Linked DNA regions of Homo sapiens: region 2 is linked to region 1. A link is a loop called in an ENCODE intact Hi-C map of the cell type or tissue named here. Cell type or tissue: natural killer cell. All regions are shown on one strand. Links, peaks and the distances in the headings refer to the core of each region. The heading gives the core; the rest is flanking DNA. Region 1 has its middle 100 kb from the start of MAML3. Region 2 holds the start of LOC105377622 (a long non-coding RNA gene).

Evidence for each region. A loop is a pair of places that touch in the nucleus more often than their neighbours do. Peaks named below come from ENCODE experiments on the same cell type or tissue, not always from the same donor. Only the 100,000 strongest peaks of a DNase experiment are listed, where the experiment ranks them.
Region 2: it touches region 1 in a loop (3-fold over the local background); 12 of 110 quality-filtered maps call a loop at or near these places.

Annotation. Positions count from the first base shown.
Region 1 is chr4:140,249,743-140,259,086 of GRCh38, reverse strand. It overlaps a transcript of SCOC not described here. Among named protein-coding and RNA genes, the nearest start is that of MAML3, 100 kb to the right of the region's middle. In natural killer cell, for the core only: CTCF peaks have their summits at 5,513 and 5,719 (motif pointing right); DNase peaks (open chromatin) are centred at 5,736 and 6,006; H3K4me3 peaks cover 551 bases; H3K27me3 peaks cover 563 bases.
Region 2 is chr4:139,599,654-139,608,997 of GRCh38, reverse strand. It overlaps LOC105377622 (a long non-coding RNA gene), which reads left to right and starts at 2,295. Exons shown (of 6, transcript NR_171655.1): 1 at 2,295-2,400; 2 at 2,542-2,638; 3 at 4,188-4,229; 4 at 4,516-4,597; 5 at 6,241-6,315; 6 at 7,427-9,344. In natural killer cell, for the core only: a CTCF peak has its summit at 5,237 (motif pointing left); a DNase peak (open chromatin) is centred at 5,227.

The DNA of each region.
Region 1 (9,344 bases), core at 4,463-6,962:
ATAACCCTGTCTGTGCATTTCTAGGCATTTCTGTATTAAATGCTGCTATGAAAGAGACGTCCAATTCCACTTGTTGAGAGCAAACAGAATCTGGTGAAAACCAGGCCATTGTTCAGCGGTAAGTCATATCTTGGCACATCTGCTTTTTAGTGAAAATACTCTGGCTCAGAGGTAAGTGTGTAGCCAGCAAGAAGCCATTCATGGATGATAGATCAATTGATAGATAGATACATGGTGGGAGAACCATGATAAGGAAGAAATGTCAGCACATATGATACGCCATCATTTCAAAAAATGGAACTATAGTTTCTACACTGGATTTGGTTCCTAAGGGAAGAAAATGCAAGCTATTCTTGGGGCTTACTCAACAACTCAGAAAGAGAAGAGAAAGCAGACCCTGAAGCCCTGGAGGAAGATTCACTGTGCTCCAACTCAGACACAATCTAAAGCGCTTCTTCAGCTTCTACAATGAATGAATCTCTGGTAAATAAGGAACTTTAAGTGGTGAGGTCAGAGGAGAGAGAGATTGGCATGGCATTCACCTCCCATCCCAGAGAGAAGGGCAAGTGCTTTGGTTAAGGACGGCCTAATTACATGGAGTGTGTCTTATCTGGAGGAGGGTAGAAAATGTCTTAGGGTAACCCTTAATCAAAAAAATCCAGTGTTTGACGGAGATAGGAATAGAGATGTCTCCTATACATTTGGAAACAGAAGCTGGCCTCAAGGAGAACCAAGGAACACTGCAGAAAATGGTAGATGAGGTTGTACTTCTGGAAAAGGGGACAAGATGAATTCTCCAATTTGATATGGGTAAAATCTGGGGAGAAATAACTACCTAATAAACATCTCATCACAGCCAGAAAATGGGGGTTATTTCCACCCTGGGTCTGGGCCCTCTAGAGCTGTGTGGGCAGAAAGACTCAATGGAGCTCAAGTGCTTGGCGGAGGGTGGAAAGAGCACCTCCGCAGACTGCTCTGGCAACAGTCCACTATGCTGTGCAGGTGTGGCAGGCTGAGAGTGGGAGCAGCCGGACGACCTATGTGAGGAACAGCAGTCAGCAGTGGAAAGAAGAGGCAAGAACTGTCTGAGGACCCCACTCATGCCTGGGATTGGAGTTTCTGCCAGCTTGTCACCAATTCCGCCTGTGCTTGTTCCTTGCCCAAGAGGCAGAGACTGATATGAAGAGTCATGGCACTGTAGCCAGAAGTGCAGCGACATCTCTGGTGTATGGATTCCTCCAGCAGTTCTAGGGACCTGGCAAAGCAAAAGGCTGCCACATGGAAACGGGAGGATAGAAACAGTCATGATCATGATGCTGGCTGGCACTTAAAAGTGCTTATTATGCACTAGGCACTGTGCTGAGCTCTTCACACATTCTATGCTTTCAATCTTCACAATGAACTTATGAGAGCTATTATTATCCCCAAAGAAGACTGAGGCAGAGACAGGTTAAATAACTGACCTATATTTACACAACCCAGGCTCCTCACCGCCGTGAGAGAGCTCAGATGACTCGCCCTCAGTTTGGAGTCTGAAAAAGAAACTCTGAAGAAGAACAGAGACACAGATTGCCAGGCTCTCCCCTAGGCCCAAACCTCCCCCTTAAATACTGGCTCTTACAAGCAGATGCCTTGAACAAAGCCTGTGCCCAGCTAAGTGAAAATCTTTCACTTACCTTCCAGAGGTCACCCTGATGCAGACGAAGAGAAAAGATAAATTTGCTCAGCTTCAGATGTAGCCATCGTTCCTATCATAGGCAAGAGCATCTCCGTAGTGATGAAAAGCTCTATAATTTTAAATGTGTTATTGGTCTAAGCACAATTTACACTAGGGATGAAAAAAAGGAAGAGATTTATGAGATGTAAGATAGAAAGATAAACTCTTGTCCCTTAGTGGCTATTAGAAACATTGCCAACATACCATAAATGTGTGAAAGATGACGTGATTATTTTGCATTTCCACTGGGCATTTCATATGTTGCAAGAATTTACTGGGGCCAAAGTCCCCAGTAAAGATGGTAGAGTCTGGGGAGGGGAGGTGGAGGAGGCCCCACTGACCAAGCCCCCATCTGGGATGGGTATAGGGCAGGTGGCTTTAGGCAGAGAGAGCACACTCTGTTGCCTAAGGTGCAACACCTACCAGCATCCTCTTTATTTCCTGCCTCTAGCCACCTGCTCTGGGGGCAGGTTCGGTGGCCAGGCACTGCCCCATGTTTCATCAGGCTTTGGTGTCAGATTCTGGGTCTAAGTGTTCCAGTCCATCACAAAATCTGAAACAAGAGAGGGCAGCCAGGACAGGAGAACTGGCAAGGTTCATCTAACTACCCCTAAAAGCCTCATAAACATAAGCATCCAGTGAGTTAGTGCCACCAACCTGGCCCCAAGAGACACAGGATATTTTATCAAAGAGAAAGAGATTGGTGATCAGAAAGTGATTTACCTGAAACCCACTTGAATTATTCTCACAGCTGGCCAATCTGGACCGGTTATCCTGGCAGGGACATCATCAACATCAACATCTGAAAGCCCAGTCACAGGAAGTTAGTCACAGGGCAGGCTGCTGAGTCAGGGCTGGGATGAAGGTCACATAGAGTCCTGGGGTTAAACCAGGTGATGTGTCCGAATCTCCTCTGACCCAGCAGCCAGTGTCTTGAGCAGGAGGTAAACTCCAGCTCTGACCCCTGGAGAAATGTGATAGCAGGCTTGGGCTTTTAATTAATTTACTTATTTGTAGAAATGGGGGTCTCATTATTTTGCCCAGGCTGGTCTCAAACTCCTGGCCTCAAGTGATACTCTTGCCTTGGCCTTCCCACACTCTAAGATTACAGGTGTGAGCCACCATGCCCAACTTTTGGTTTTGGTGGGACAGGACAACAACTATTGGGAAATTAGGGTTCTAAGATTTGCTCATGTTTTGGTGACATCAGTCATTTCTTGTGGAGCCAAGTACAGGGTATATGTCCCATGGCCTGTAAGAGAGAAGGCAGATGACTGGGTGAGGTTTCACTTTCTGCAAGTCAGATATCTTTCCAATGGACCCACCACTCTCAAATACAACTGTTAAGAGAATTAGCAATAGAACATCTGCAAGTCAATTGAGGTGTCCTAAGGGGAAGTGCTATGGAAATGGTCTCATGAAGCACTTGTGAAGTTAGCGATATGGAGTCCTTAAATGGATGGAAATGAGGACTACATGTCAGAAGTCCTGGATTTCACTATCGTGACTCCTGTATCTGACCAGGAGAGTACTTTGGTGGCTGTATCCTATATTTAAATTTAGGCTGCAAATGGAAAAACAGTTTTTACAACTCTAAATACACTTTCTACTACAGAGAATGGTGACTGAAGCAAAAGTAAAAATAGCTGCTCGCACCACGGTTTGAGAAAATCTAAATCTGAAAATGATCATTTTTATTTGCATGCTACCAAATAAGGACATTGGGGAAGCAATGAGTCACCAGTATTTTAGCATTTACCAGATTCCAACATGATGTGAGGATATTCTTTAAGATGAGATTTGAATATGCTCTAATCTACGTTAAGCTTTACCCTTGAAGTGTAACCCTAAGTTCCTATCTGAAAAACGGGCCATACTTGGGAGACTCAAGTGGGAGGATCGCTTGAGCCTGGGAGGTGAAGGTTGCAGTGAGCTGAGATTGTGCCACTGCATTTCAGCCTGGGCAACACAGTGAGACCCTGTCAAAAAAAAAAAAAAAAAAGGCCAAATCACAGCTCTACAGCACAGTTACAGCAGTGCTCCAATTAATGATTTCAATGCCTTCAAACGCTCAAATACAAGGGAGTAAGACCTCACATCTGAAGAGTACCTTAGGCTTTTTAAAGTACTTTCACCTACATTATCTCATTTGATCACATTTGATTCTCACAAAATCCTTGAGGCAAGGTGTTTGTAAGTGTGTGGTTGCCATATTAGAATATCATTGAACTGTGGATCCTTCTGTGGAGACAGGATGAATCAGTACCCTGTAGGAAAAAAAAAAAAAAAGGAACAAACAAAGGAAAACTAGGAGGTTTAGAGATCTAAGCTCCCTGTTAACAGGCCCCTGTCACATGGCCCCTGTATAAACCAGTTCTCTTAGAGTGCCAAAACCCAGCAGAAAGCTTTAGAAATTGTTTACAACCCAAGTGTGTTTTCTTCTTTTCTATGCTTTTAGAAGACAGTTTAAAGAGAGTTAGGGAATGCTCTGGCCTTTTGTTTTGAAATTTTCTCTGCTTGTTGTCTGGTTGTCTGCAGACTGTGAGATTGGTCTATTTGCTTTAAACAGACTGAACAACTTTTAAAACAAGCAGGCTGTTATGATGGGTTGACTCATTTTGGATGTGCAAAGATGTTTACTGAGCTTCTCATTTAAAACTTGAAAATTCTTCTGTCTCAGTGTGACACAGTAATAGTTTAAAGGGGAGCGCCGTCTGTTGTAGTGTTTTGGAAGGTGGCATAAGAAAAATGTCTCTGTTCTACAGCATGATCAGCTATCTGCCTCTTCCCAAGGATTTTTCATGAGCCTTAGAAAGAAATCCATATCATTTAAGTTCCCAAGGGCAAACCACCTTTGCCAAGAGACCACTGAGTACAATTTCCAAAGATGGAACACATTTCTTGTTATGCTTCTGGTTTAGCCCAGTATCAGAGGTGGCGCTCAGTCCCTGCATCCCAGGGGAGAATGTTTTCTGGAGAGTTGGGGACAACTGCAATAGGTTTTACATATTAACTTATCACAGCAAAATAATGAAATGAATAAATTAAGATGACACCCACACTGTTCCCCTTCTTCACGCTACAGAGGTGGTGGGGCAGAAAGGGGGGTAAAAGGGATTACCAAGCCAGGAAGCTTGTACTTCTGTCCCCTCGGCCTGAATTAGCACCCATCTTTGTGGAACACAACTCGCTGTGAGGGGGTTTCTCCTGCCAGAAAGGAGGCCATGGAATGAGCAAGTCCAGGAGTGCTGGGCATTAGGACATCAAATAGCAGGTCGTAGGGACCAGGGATTAGGAAACAAGAGGTCTGGTCCTGCCTCCCTCTCTAATTATTTGTGTGACTTTGGACTAGGCATTCTACCTCTTTCATCTGTAAAATGAGAGGGTTGGACTACGTGTTCTCCAAGGTCCCTAACAGCTTCTAAAAAAGAAACATGTAGAGAGGTTGTGAAGCAAAACATGATGATCCCTGTTAACTGTAAAAGGAATAGACCTTGGAAGTGGTGCAAAAATAATCCGCAAGGAATGCTTGCGGTGGGTTGGAAAACTATAAGGAAACGGAGAATTGTGCGTCGTGTATAACATGAGTGGAGATATATGAGACAATCTAAAATGGGGCACATGTAAGCTCACATCTTAAAGCAGAAAAGTCAGGCTTTTGAACCGAGGCTTGCCCTATTCTTTTCTACAATCTCTCCCCATGATAATGTAGCACCTTGTGCACACAATTAAATGTCAGCCACAGAAAACATTTCCCTTGGCTTTGTTGTTCCAGAACGGGATTCTTTTGTCCTCAATATAATGGATATGCAGAAACAATGATAGAACAGAGATTTTTTTTCTAAAGCGATGACAAACACACTACTGCTTCCTCCCTCCCTCCCTCCTTCCTCCTTATCCCCACCCCCAAAAATAAATCATTGTTCCAAAAAAAAAATCCCATTGTCTATTGTCCACGGAGATCAAGATCCGCCTAGGAACAGCTCTGGCGGCCGCCGCAGCAGCCCCGAGCAGCCGGTAGGTGGCGCACGAAGGCAGCGCAGGCGGAGCGCGGGGCCGAGCCCAGAGCCGGGGTCTCGCCGCCCCCACCCCTGCCGCCGCCGCCGCCTTCCACCCCCTCCTCGCGTGCTAATTGCTGGATACTCTACTGGGACTTCGGTCAGGGAAAAAGAAAGCGGGAATGGGAGGCGGGGGTGGCGGGGGAGGTGGTGAATCCGGTTCCGAATACACAAAGCCTCCGGGGCTTCGGCGACCCAGGAGCAGGGCGCCCTCGGCCTCTTCCCCTCCTCCTCTCTCCCTGGGCGCGGGGCTGCTGCGGCCTAGCCGGCCTCGGCTCCCGCCGGAGGGACACACAGACCAGCAGGAGGAAAATGGTGACCGCGTGCACAGCCCCACGCGCCGCGGCGCCTGACGCCTGCCCGAGCCTGGGCGCCTCCCTCCCCAGCTCACCCATCCCGGCCGCGGAGCCCGGACCCACCCCGAGCGCAGGCCCGCCCGACGGGAGTCGCCCTCCCCTCGAGGAATGCCGAGGCCCACAGGAGGATTCCTTGACCTGACCGCGGGCCCCTGAGCAGCGGGTTCTGCCCGAGCCCGAGAGCGGGAGGCCCCACCAGGGGGTGCCCGGGCCGGCGGGCGAGCCCCCTTCCCGGTGGAGCCGCGGGGCCCATGCCCTCTGTGTCGGGGCTAACGCTGTCAGTTCCTGCAAAGATGAACGGCCCATGTGGTCGCCTGACCCCCCAACCTCTGCCTGGTGGAACATGATGTTAAAGAGTTCTGCTGGCCCTAAAGTCAGAAGCCTGGATTGAAACGTGAGCATGGACACCCTGGAGCTCTGTGACCTTGAGGATGTTCCTAAAGTCCCCAACTCCGCACCTCCCCAGCTATCAAATGCGGGGAATAATACTTACTTCCTAGGAATGTTGTGAAGATTTTTAAAAAGTGGTTCTTAACTTGGCAGGAAGCCTGGCATAGAGTACCTATCATTATGAACAACCCGACTCTCCTTGCAGGAGGAGGGAGAGGCACAGTTTGCCGCCCTTGAGACAGACCTGGCATCGCTGTTGCAGAGACTCAGCAGTAGGGGTTCCCAGCCGAGGAAACGTGGCTCCTAACAGGAGCTCCCATCTGTCCTCCGCTGCCCCCAGCCCCCATCCTCCTCCTGCCCTGCTGCTGTGACTGTGTGGGGCACTCCCCCTCTCCCTCCGCTCCCTGGATAGACCTGTGATTTATGCCCCTTCTCTTTTGGAGAGTTCTGACAGAGCCCTATCACCCAGGCTTGGGAGGCAGACCCTGGCTCCCCCATTTGCTAGCTGGGAGTTTAACCTCTGGGGCTTCAGTTCACTCCTCTATAAAATGGTGGGCCTGATACCTACTACACAGGTTTTTTGTGATGATTAAGGGAAATACTGTGTATAAATGCCTGGCATGTACTATCTCTTCAGTACATTTGAAAATTTAAATTTTACAGTTGAAATTAGGTTAGATTATCTTGCAGAAAATGATGGTGGTTCATTGGAATTTCCAGATTTCCATCGAAGGTGAACCCAGCAACTGCTAACAGCTTCTTACTCCCATCTGAGTCAGCAAGGTTATTTCCCTCCAGGAAAAGAGCAGAAATCCAGTGAGGCCGCATTCTCCCCAGAGCCTCACAGGTGTAACTCAGACACTTACTTAGGTTTAGTTGGCCATTTTAGAGCCCGAAGAGTCTCTGGGGGTGGGCCTGGCTTTAAAGTCGCATTCTAAGCCATGATTGTGTGTCTGGCTCATCAGGGCCTCCTTCCTAGCCGTCCCCACATGCACACTGCCGCCCAGCCAGAGGTGTGGTGGCTAGGGCAAGGGACTGAGCCAGCACCCACCTGAGGCAAGTAGGTCAGGAGCTGTGGACCCTTCTCTAAAAGGATACTGGAGAATTTCCGTGAGCATCGGATTTATATAGCTGTTCAGGCATTGGGCAGACTGATTCCCAGAGGCAGTGGCAGGACCAATAGGCAGCTGTGGTTGCTAGCCTCCCAGATGACCTCCAGTGACCCTTGCCTCCTGGTATTTATGTTCTTGTATATTCCCCTCCCCTATGAAGCAGGGCTAACCTGTGTGACCAAGTGAATATTGCAGAATGACAGTGTGACTTTCAAGCCCATGAAAGGCATTGTGGCTTCCACATTGCTGTCTCTTGCGTCATTCATTCTGGGGAAAGTCAGGCACCATGTCATGAGAACACTCAAGCAGTTGCTTGGAGTGGTCCATGTTTCAAGGAACTGAGGCCTCCACCATCAGCCAGCAGCAACTCACCAGCCGTGTGAGTGAGCCTTCTAGGAAGAGGATCCTCTAATGTTAATCACACCTTCAGATGACAGCAGCCCTGGCCAACAGCTTGGCCTGGTAAAGAGACTCTGGGCCAAAATCATGCAGCTAAGCTATCCCTGAATTCCTGACTCACAAAACAACTGTAAGATAAAAATATTTCAGCCTATTTGAGGTGCATAGATGCTGTATAGATGACGAACATGGCAACATGAAAAAAGTCCCAGGCTTCCATTGGCCAACGTGGGGCTGATAATAAGGGTTCTGCCCCCTCAAATGATCAGCTCTGCTAGTTCCATATATGTCTGGGATCTAAAAACCTTTTTTTGACCTCACCTGAGGCCCCACCTTCAAAGGATCTAGGGGAAAAAAACAACAACAACAAAACTCAAACCAGAGTCTCCTAGTAGCAGCAAGTTAATAGTAACCCTAACCTGTGTTTTCAAAAAAGTGTTCAGAGTACGGTATCCCCCTCCCTCCCTGCACCTCTTCCCCACTGTCGGTTCTGGCACCTGGCCTAGGTGTAAAATTGTCAGCACTGTCACTGCTTTTTGGTCTTATTACGAGTGTGTCTGCTCTGATGTGCTGGTTCCAGCATGTCATGGGAGAAGTGTGAGCACAGAAGAGGAGGCTGTGTCAGATCTCTGTCTTCGTGTTAGCAGCCTGCCTCTAAAAAGGCTGCAGGTGAACGGGAGGAGACAGGTTATGATGACCTGAAGGGTACAGAGCCAGGCTGCTCCATGGATCAGGTGTGAATGCTAAAGTGGTCAGGTCACTTTGCTTCTTTCTGAAGTTTCCTGGGTCAGTTCTAGGACCAGTTACCTGTAGATAGAGACGTGAGGCTGAGTCCATGACCCTAGCAGTGGCAAACTCTTGTGTACCGCTATCTAATAGAAGTCTTACAAATTTTCACCATTGCTCACACTTAAGAATCATGTTTTTGGCCAGGCACAGAGGCTCACGCCTGTAATCCCAGCACTTTGGGAGGCTGAGACAGGTGGATCACCTGAGGTCAGGAGTTCAAGACCAGCCTGACCAACATATTGAAACTCTGCCTCTACTAAAAATACAAAAATTAGCTGGGTGCCTGTAATCCCAGCTAATCGGAAGGCTAAGGCAGGAGAATCACTTGAACCTGGGACACAGAGGTCGCAGTGAGCTGAGATAGTGCCATTGCATGCCAGCCTGGGCAACAGAGCGAGACTCGTCAAAAAAAAAAAAAGAATCATGTTTTTAATTTAAGCAAAGCTATTTAAAATAAATCACTAGATAATAGTCTTCGGCTGACCAAATGCTACTTGAAATCTGTACTTTGATGAAATATCTG
Region 2 (9,344 bases), core at 4,085-6,584, 650 kb after region 1:
CACACACACACACACACACACACTGAATTTGAATTTGTATCACAACAGCAAACAGTTTATTGAAAGCATGGATTTGGATTTGGACTGATCTAACTTTGAATCCAAGTTTCGCTTTTTGTTTGCTTGTGTCCATGAGGCATGTACCTAAGCTCTCTAAGCTGTTTCCTTGTCCACAGAAAGGGGATAATAAGAACACCTACCTCAGGGGGGTTTTGTGATGTTTAAATTAGATGTATATAAGATGTTTAGCCCAGAACCTGGCACACTGTGTGTTCTCACCTAATGGTGTATAGTAGCTGTGACTGCTGCAACTTGCTAACCACCAGAGATGTTTGTAAAAACAAAACAAAAAACTCATCCTGGACTTGTTTCATTCTGCTGAAGATCAGAGAAGAAGAGACCCTGGCTTACCCATGGGATGGCAAGAATTATATCTGTAAATAATAATAATAATTAATAATAATTCCTTGTTCCAGTAGAAATTTTCCTAGACATAATACTCCAGTGTTAAAGTACTGAACTGTCTTGAGATGCTCTCAGTAAATACATGGTTCTATCAAATCTGTTGTTTCTTTTTACTTTTTTTTTTTTTAGACGGAGTCCTGCTTTTGTTGCCCAGGCTGGAGTGCAGTGGCGCGATCTCAGCTCACTGCAACCTCTACCTCCCGGGTTCAAACGATTCTCCTGCCTCAGCCTCCCAAGTAGCTGGGATTACAGGTACATGCCACCATGCCCGGCTAATTTTTGTATTTTTCATAGAGATGGGGTTTCACCATGTTAGCCAGGATGGCCTCAATCTCCTGACCTCATGATCCACCTGCCTTGGCCTCCCAAAGTGCTGGGATTATAGGCATGAGCCACCATGCCTGGCCCAAATTTGTTGTTTCTTAATAAGGAGACTTTTTGGCTTACATATAAAATTATTAAGGGATAGAGCAATAGATACTCTGTGAAAGAGATAATAGGAGCAGGATATGGCTTGGAAAAAAGAAGTCAGGCTATGTGAAATTAATAATGGTCTTCAATAAGGATTTAACAACCTATTATGAAGAGTATAGTGGTCAGTTCTGCTCCATTTCCACTAAAACACAGATGAAGTATGAGGCTTAACTGTGGCATTTAAAGTAGAGATTTAGTCAAGTCTGGATTATACATGCTTAGAAAAGGGAATCAAGGAATGGATAATGAGGACCATTTTATAATCTAAAACTGCATTTGGCCTTAAAGTGAAGTCACTGACATTTATTCAGGGAATGTCTTTATGAAAACAACCATATTGATTGTCTTGAAGATTTTTTTTTCTTGTTGCAGTTGCATTCATTAATTGCGCAATTGATTAGATCACTCAGTAGATCATTCTTGGTAATTTTTCATGCTAAAGCATCTGGTTAATTAGGTTTTATCACGATTAAAAAAAAAAAAGAAGAAAGAAAGAAAGAAACAGCCCATTCTTAGACTGGTTTGCAGACCACGGTCAGCCAAGGGGCACATTCCTGTATTCATCCCAGCCTCCTGGGACCAGGACTTCTCCACTCGCCTGTAAACTGCTCCATCCAGGCTCCTGTCTTTCAGTGAGGATTTGGGCTCCGGCTTTGAACTCTGTCCTCCTCAAGTACCATCAGCATCTTAGGTGACCTGAAGCCTACCTCAAGGACCCATCACACCTGAGTTCCTCACTTCTTTGCTTTTCTTCTCCCCTTCAGCCGCCAATGAGTTAAAAGTACAAATCTGCTGAATGGAGCCTCTGGGAATACTATTGTTTTTATAGCTTAAAAAGAAATAGTGCTGACTCACTCAGTTAATCCCTGCTGCCGTTTACCACATCACACTACCCTGTCCTGCTGCCTGCACTACCCCCTTCTTGCCACTTCTATTCAACGTGGTACTGTAGGTTCCAGCTAGGGGAGTTCAGCAAGAAAAATGAAAAAAAAAAAAAAAAGAAAAGGGGGGCATCCAATGGACACACCTTGATCTTGTCGTCCCAGATCCGCTCCTCTTCTGAAATCAGAAAACTGAAACTTCTTACCCTTCCAACCAGGCGACTCAGTTACTTCCCAGACACCATCTCCTTGACCCCTGCAGCCCCACCTTGTTTCTTGAGTCAACTCTCCTGATCTCCTGCTTCAAATCTCCACCCTTCAATTCTGTCAGCCCCACCTCACCCTCTCAGCAGATCACCCCACCCCATCAGAAGAAAACAGATACTCCCAGAAGAGAAGAAGTGGAACACGTGCCGTCATATCTCTACACTGCTTCCGCCTTCTTCCTTCCCTTCCGTTACGACAGAGGAAGTCACTCATCCGTCCTAGCTCCTGGACGCTGGACCGCTCCTCAACTCCCTGCTCAGGGGGAGACTAGCTCCTCGTATTATGTTCAGTCTCTACGTTTCTCTACAGAAAGGTAGGAACTAGGGAGCATTTAAACACATTTGTTTTTTCCCAATCTTGAAAGTAAAATCAAAGCCCCTTGTCAAACCCCCCTCCAAATCCTAAACTGTCTTTTTCCTCTCCATGGACAGTCGTCTCTTCTCTCCCTCTGCAGCCCTCCCAAGTCCCACGGCAGCTGGGTCTTCATCTCTCCACTGCACCCAGAATCACACGCTGACCCAGATAAAGCTCAATGCAGTGAACACTCTTGGGTTTGTATCTGTTTTACCTCCAGGCAACATTTGTTGCTACAGACTACTCCCTGTTCTCTTCCTTTCTGTAATCCAAGTGCTCTCTAGGTCTCATATTCAGTCTCCCTCCTAGACGCCTCCACCCTGGAATAATGTGTTTCGTGTTTTTTCTTAGGGCTGTGTCCTGCGTTCTTTTCTCTTCTCGCTCTTCCAGCTCTCACTGGCTGCATTTGTTTCCTCTCGAGGCTTCATTTACAATCTGATGTGTGACAACCTTCAGTCCTTTTTCCCTAGGGTAGGCTTTTCTCCAGAGCTCCATGTAGCTAACTAACCACTGGACACCGGTTCTTGGAGCCAGCTCCTTCAAACCGCTCAACTCATCCTGTCTCCAACAAAATCATCCTTAGCCCTTCCTTTCTCCCAAGTCACCCTGCAGGTTCCCTTGCTCCTAGTAATAACGCCATTGTTTACCCTGTTGCTCAAGCCACGAAGTTAGGAGTTACTCCTAAAGCCTCCCTCTCTTGACTCCTCAGATCCAATCAATCATCAAGTCTTCAGTTCTCCGCTCTAGATATCTAGCTAGCTATTTCTAATCCCCACCAGCCCTTGCTTTAGTATAGCAAAACCCTCCTAACTGGTCTCCCTGGTTCCTGCCTGGCTCTTGCACACAGCTTTGAATCTATAAAATGTTAATCCAATTGTGTCCTGCATTCCCTCCCCTTCATCTGAAACCCTCTAAGACTTCTCATGGCCCCTAAGGGAAAAGGCAGCCTCCCAAAGAGGGCTCAGAAGACTCCTGGGGCTCTGCACAATTTGGCCCCCTTACCCAAGCACCGGCCTCACTCCTCTGCACTCTCTGCTGCACTCCACACCTCACTCCAGGGCCTCGTTGCGCTTCCCGCTCTCTCTGGGCAGTCCTCCAGTACTCCTCTCCTTTCCCAACTAGGCTAACCCTTACTCAGGCTTCAAATCTCAGTTTAAATGTCACTTCCACGTGAAGCCCTCTGTATTGGGTGGAATGATGCCCTTTTACTCCTCCCCTCCACAAAAGCTATTCCACATCCGGGCCGGGTGGCTCACACCTGTAATCCTAGCACTTTGGGAGGCTGAAGTGGGTGGATCACTTGATGTCAAGAGTTTGAGACCAGCCTGGCCAACATGGTGAAACCCTATCTCTACTAAAATACAAAAATTAGCCAGGCATGGTAGTGGGTGCCTGTAGTCCCAGCTACTCGGGAGGCTGAGGCAGGAGAATTGCTTGAACCTGGGAGATGGAGGTTGCAGTGATCTGAGATCGAGCCACTGCACTCCAGCCTGGGTGACAGAGTGAGACTCTATCTCAAAAAACAAAAAAAACAACAACAAAAATGCTATTCCACATCCTAATCCCTGGAACCTGTGACTATCATCTGATATGGTAAAAGACGTGATTAAACTAAAGATCTTGAGAGGAAAAGCTTTTCCTGGAGTGTCTGGGTGGGCCCTGTCTCAGTCTGCTCGAGCTGCTGTAAAAAATACCACAGATAGTGTGGCTTAAACAACAGAAATGCTTTTCCTCTTGTTTCTGCAGTCTGGAGGTCCAACATCAGGGAGTTGCCGGGACTGGTTTCAGGTGAGGCCCTGCTTCCTGGCTTGCCTTTTCTCTGTGTCCTCACATGGTCTTTCCTCAGTGCTTGTGCAGGGGGAGAGGGAGGTCTCTGGTGTCTTCCTCTTCTTATAAGGGCACCAGTCCTATTGGATTAAGGCCTCACCCTTTTGACCACATTTACCTCTTTTAAGGCCCTGTCTCCAACTACAGTCACACTAGGGGTTAGGGCTTCAACAGATTTGATTTGAGGGGGGCACGATTCAGTCCACAACAAGTCCTAGATACAATCCCATGTATCCTTATCATGTAGACACACGGAGGAGGAGACACACAGAGAAAAGGAGGCAGTGATGTGACCACAGAGGCAGAGATTGACATGATGCAGCCGCAAGGTGAGAATGCTTGGAGCTGCCCCCAATAAGGGAGAAGGAAGGACCTGATTCTCTCCTAGGGCCTTCCAGGGGAGTGCAACACCTTACTTCAGACTTCTGGCATCCAGAACTGTGAAAGAGTAACTTTTTGTTGTTTTTAGCCCTCCAGTTTGTGATAATTTGTTACAGAAGCCACAGGAGGCCAACATACTTCCATGACCTCATGGATAAGATTAGGTCCCCTGCCAGCTGCTCCCAAGGTCCCAGTACTGTACTTTCCATAATCCCCACCACACTCGATGTTTAAAGTCAATCTCGACCTCTAGACTTTAAAGTCATGAGGACAGGGACTTTGCCTTTCTTGCACACCACTTCTTCCCCAGGGCTTGGTACATAGTAGGTGCTCAATAAATATATGTGAGATGGATGAATTCATGAGCTGATATTGAGAAGCTCTTGGCTGGGAGAGTAAATAACCAACTAGCCTATGAAAACAAGCTAGGGAAGTTCTTTCCTGTAGGAGACATTCTCAGTCCTTTGAAATAATTAGGTGAGGTCTTGTCTGCAGACCACAGGAATGACCTTTCAGGGAGTTTTCTAGTCCCTGATACTGTGACCCTGTGGTTTTCAGTTTTCCTAGCAACTTGAGCTTTGGTGCCCTCTGGTGACAGAAATTACTTGTCTCTTGGTCTCTTGTTCTACATCTGTCAAAACTGACACAAATCTAGTTACCTGTTGCTGTATAGAATTTTCTCATTATGGAGAAATTGAATTTTGTCTGTGCAGTTACAAGAAATCTGCTAGAATTGTGTGATTAACCAGTCTGTAAAAGTTTCATAAAGCACATAACCTCCAAAGACCTTACAGATGCCCATTCAAGTGTTTCCTTTTGAATATGAAGATTTTCTGATGAAACACAACGTTTCAGGTTACGTTTGCTACCATACTTTTCTCCTCAAATAGCTATGTTTTTAATATGAAATTTAATTACTATTTTGAAAACCAACATTGTATTAAGTGGCTGCTTATAATCACTGGAGGCTTACAGTGCTTTCCAATGCCTTTAAACCTTTATTGTGATTGAAAAGCAAGTTGTTAGAAGATTGTGTGTGTGCTGTTTGTAAATGAGAAGTTATGGGTCTGGCTGCCTGTCCGTAAACAGACTTGCTTTATCTCCTGAGCTCGTGCAAATGCTGACAGCTCCACAGTCTTCTGATTTTAATTCTGAGTGAGTGAGTTGTGATCCAGACTGTTCCACATGGCAACTGCACGCACAAGTGTGCTCGGCTTCACACCAAAGATGTGTTTCTCAATGTGTCATTTCAAGACGATTTGAGAGGAGGCAGTAAACACAATTTTCTTTCCTCACGGACAACATAATCCTCTTAGCAATAATTTATCATAATTTCTTTGAGCTTCAAAGGGACAAATGGGTTTGTAAATATTTCAGTTTGAGGGTTTTCTGACCCCAACCACTTAGTCAAATAAATAAGCTGCTATTTCCAGGAATTCAACATTGGTTTCCTTACTAAACTGAAGAATCCCTTATATAATGTAAACAACCACCCTCTTATTTTGTTTGTATATTCTGAGTTTCACTTTCCTATTTATATATCTGTACCTACCCACAAGACACTGATGTCCCCAATCTGCTTCTTACAAAGAGGCAGAGTTATGCAGGCCTCACGATGCAACTGCTTCTGGAAAATGCAACTGCGTGCATGGTGAATCTTCAGCTGGTGAGATATTACAGATTTCTTTTAAAATTTTTTCTAGAGAGAAATGGGTTAAGGAAATAAAGATATTGGAATGGGGCGGGAACGTGAGGTGATTATTTTAAAGACTTGGGAGGGAATAGAGTATAATAGTTGAGTATAGCTTCTAGAGTTAGACTGCCTAGGTTTGAAAGCAAACATTGCTATTTGCTAGTTCCGTGCCCTTAGGAAAGTCACTTAAGCCCCTGCACCTCATATTCCTTATTTGTAAAATGGTGGTAAAGACAGTAGCTATCTTTTAAAGTTGCTGTGAGAATTGAGTGACTCAGTGTTGTAAAGACCCTCGAATAGTGTCTGGCACATAGAAATATAGATATAGTACATATAAAATTATATATACATAATATGTACATATATAATAAATATATAAACATATACATACATGTAATATATGATATATAAAATATATCATATAATAGATAAATATATACATATAATAATTATATGTACATATTTATGTTATATAATTATTATATGTATATATTCATAAGCATATATGTATTTATATATACTTATATATATACATGTATTTATATATACTTATATACATACATGTATTTATATATACTTATATACATATATATTTATAAATATATGCATTTATATATACTTAAAATGTATATATTTATAAATTTTATTATAAATGCATACATATATAACTTATATACAATATATCACATTTATATATAATATATAATTTTTATATGCATATATGTTTATGTAAATTATATATAAATATGTATATGGGCTGGCGTGGTGGCTTATGCCTGTAATCCTAGCACTCTGAGAGGCCGAGGCGGGCTGATCACCTGAGGTCGGGAGTTCCAGACCAGCCTGGCCAACATGGTGAAACTCCGTCTCTACTAAAAATACAAAAATTAGCCGGGCATAGTGGCACACGCCTGTGATCCCAGCTACTACTCGAGAGGCTGAAGCATGAGAATCGCTTGAGCCTGGGAGGCAGAGGTTGCAATGATTTGAGCTGAGACTGTGCCACTGCACTCCAGCCCGGGAGACAGAGCGAGGCTGTGTCTCAAAAAAATGTTTATATATATATATAATCCTTCTCCCTCAGTTACTAAACAGCCTTCCCTGGACCTGACTATCAGCAATGAGAATTACTCTTCTTTGCCCCATTTCTCTCCTTCTGCCTAAGCCAGAACAATCACTTCTCCTGGAGACAGATTCATTATGAAAGGACTTTAATTCTGGTCTGACAGACTGCTTGACATTGGAGTGAATTCTCAAGGCTTATCAAAATCATCTCGTGGAATGATGAGTTGACTTGCACCCACTGAAACGGGGGCAAATCTCCTTCAAAAGATCATGCCAAAGACTGTGTGGGTACCGGAAAGGCTGTGTGGCAGGGAAAAGGTTTGCTCTAACCTAGAAGCCTGCAAGGTCCCCTCTGCACGCCCAAGCAGCGGGCCCGAGTTCATTATGGCCAGCAAAGCCAACTGACACCACAGGAAACAGAGCTCGTGGGACACCCCATGACACGAAGTTTTCAACCTCATTGCTTCCCCCTGAAGTCAAGTTTAGTCACCTGTGCTGTGCTGGACCAGCCATGAAAGTAATGAGGGAACTGGATCACTCCAGGGAAGCCCAGGTGGAATAATAGGTGTCACTCAAAAGTACAGCTTTCAACTTAAAAAGGAAGGAAATTCTGATACATGCTACGTGGATGAACATTGAAGGCATGATGCTAAGTGAAATAAGCCAGTCACAAAACAACAAATATTGTATGATTCCATTTATATGCGGTACTTAGACTAGTCACATTTATAGAAACTGAAAGTAGAAGGGAGGGTGGTTGCCAAGGGCTAGGGGAAAAAGGGAATGGAGTTAGTGTGTAATGGATGTATTTCAGTTTTGCTAGATGAAAAAGTTCTGGAGATTAGTTGAACAATGTGAATGTACTTACTACTGAGTTGCAGACTGAAAAATGGTTAGTATGGGCCAGGCGCGGTGGCTCACACCTATAATCCCAACACTTTGGGAGGCCAAGGTGGGCAGATCACTTGATGTCAGGAGTTCAAGACCAGCCTGGCCAACATGGTGAAACCCATCTCTACTAAAAATACAAAAAAATTAGCCACGCATGGTGGCGCATGCCTGTAATCCCAGCTACACAGGAGGCTGAGGCACGAGAATCGCTTGAACCCAGGAGGCAGAGGTTACAGTGAGCCGAGATCACGTCACTGCACTCCAGCCTGGGCAACAGAGATAGACTCTGTCTCCAAAAAAAAAAAAAAAAAAAAAGTTAGGATGGTAAATTTAATGTTATGTATACTTTTCCACAATTGTTAATTAATTTTTTAAAGTGCAGCTTCTGATGGCACACGTATCTCTCCCTCTTCTTTGTCTCCAGAAGATGAGAGGGAGCATGAGACAGCAGATAGGATGCGTCATCTTATTGCATTTATTTCTGTAGACCATGCATTGAGGCTGTCTGACCTTCAATTATTCATTAAACAAATATTTACTGAGTTGAGTACGTACTACATGCCAAGCATTGTTCTAGAGGCTGGAGTTACAGCAGTGAACAGAAAAAGATCTCCCCAGTTCCCTAGTCACAGGGATCTCACCTTCTAGCAGGTGGAGAAAAACAATAAGTAAATAAGCAAGTAAGATATATGGTATTTATATGGCAATAAGAGCTATGGAGAAAAATAAAGCAAAGAAGGAGGAAGAAGAAGAGTGTTTCAGGGTTGTATTTTTAAATAAGGTGGTCAGGGGAGACCTCACTGAGAGGATGGTATTTGAGTAAGACTTGAATGAGATTAGGGAGTTAGCTATTTAGGTATCTGCAGGAAGAGTGTTTCAGACAAAATAAAAAGTCAGTGCAAAGGCCCTGAGGCAGAAACATGAATGGGGTGTTTAAGGAAAAGCAAAGGGGCCATTGTGGCTGAAAAGGTAAGCAGCAGCAGAGAGACAGTCTAAGAAGAGGTTAGAAACATCACAGAAGCAGCCCAGATCATGAAGGTTGAGAC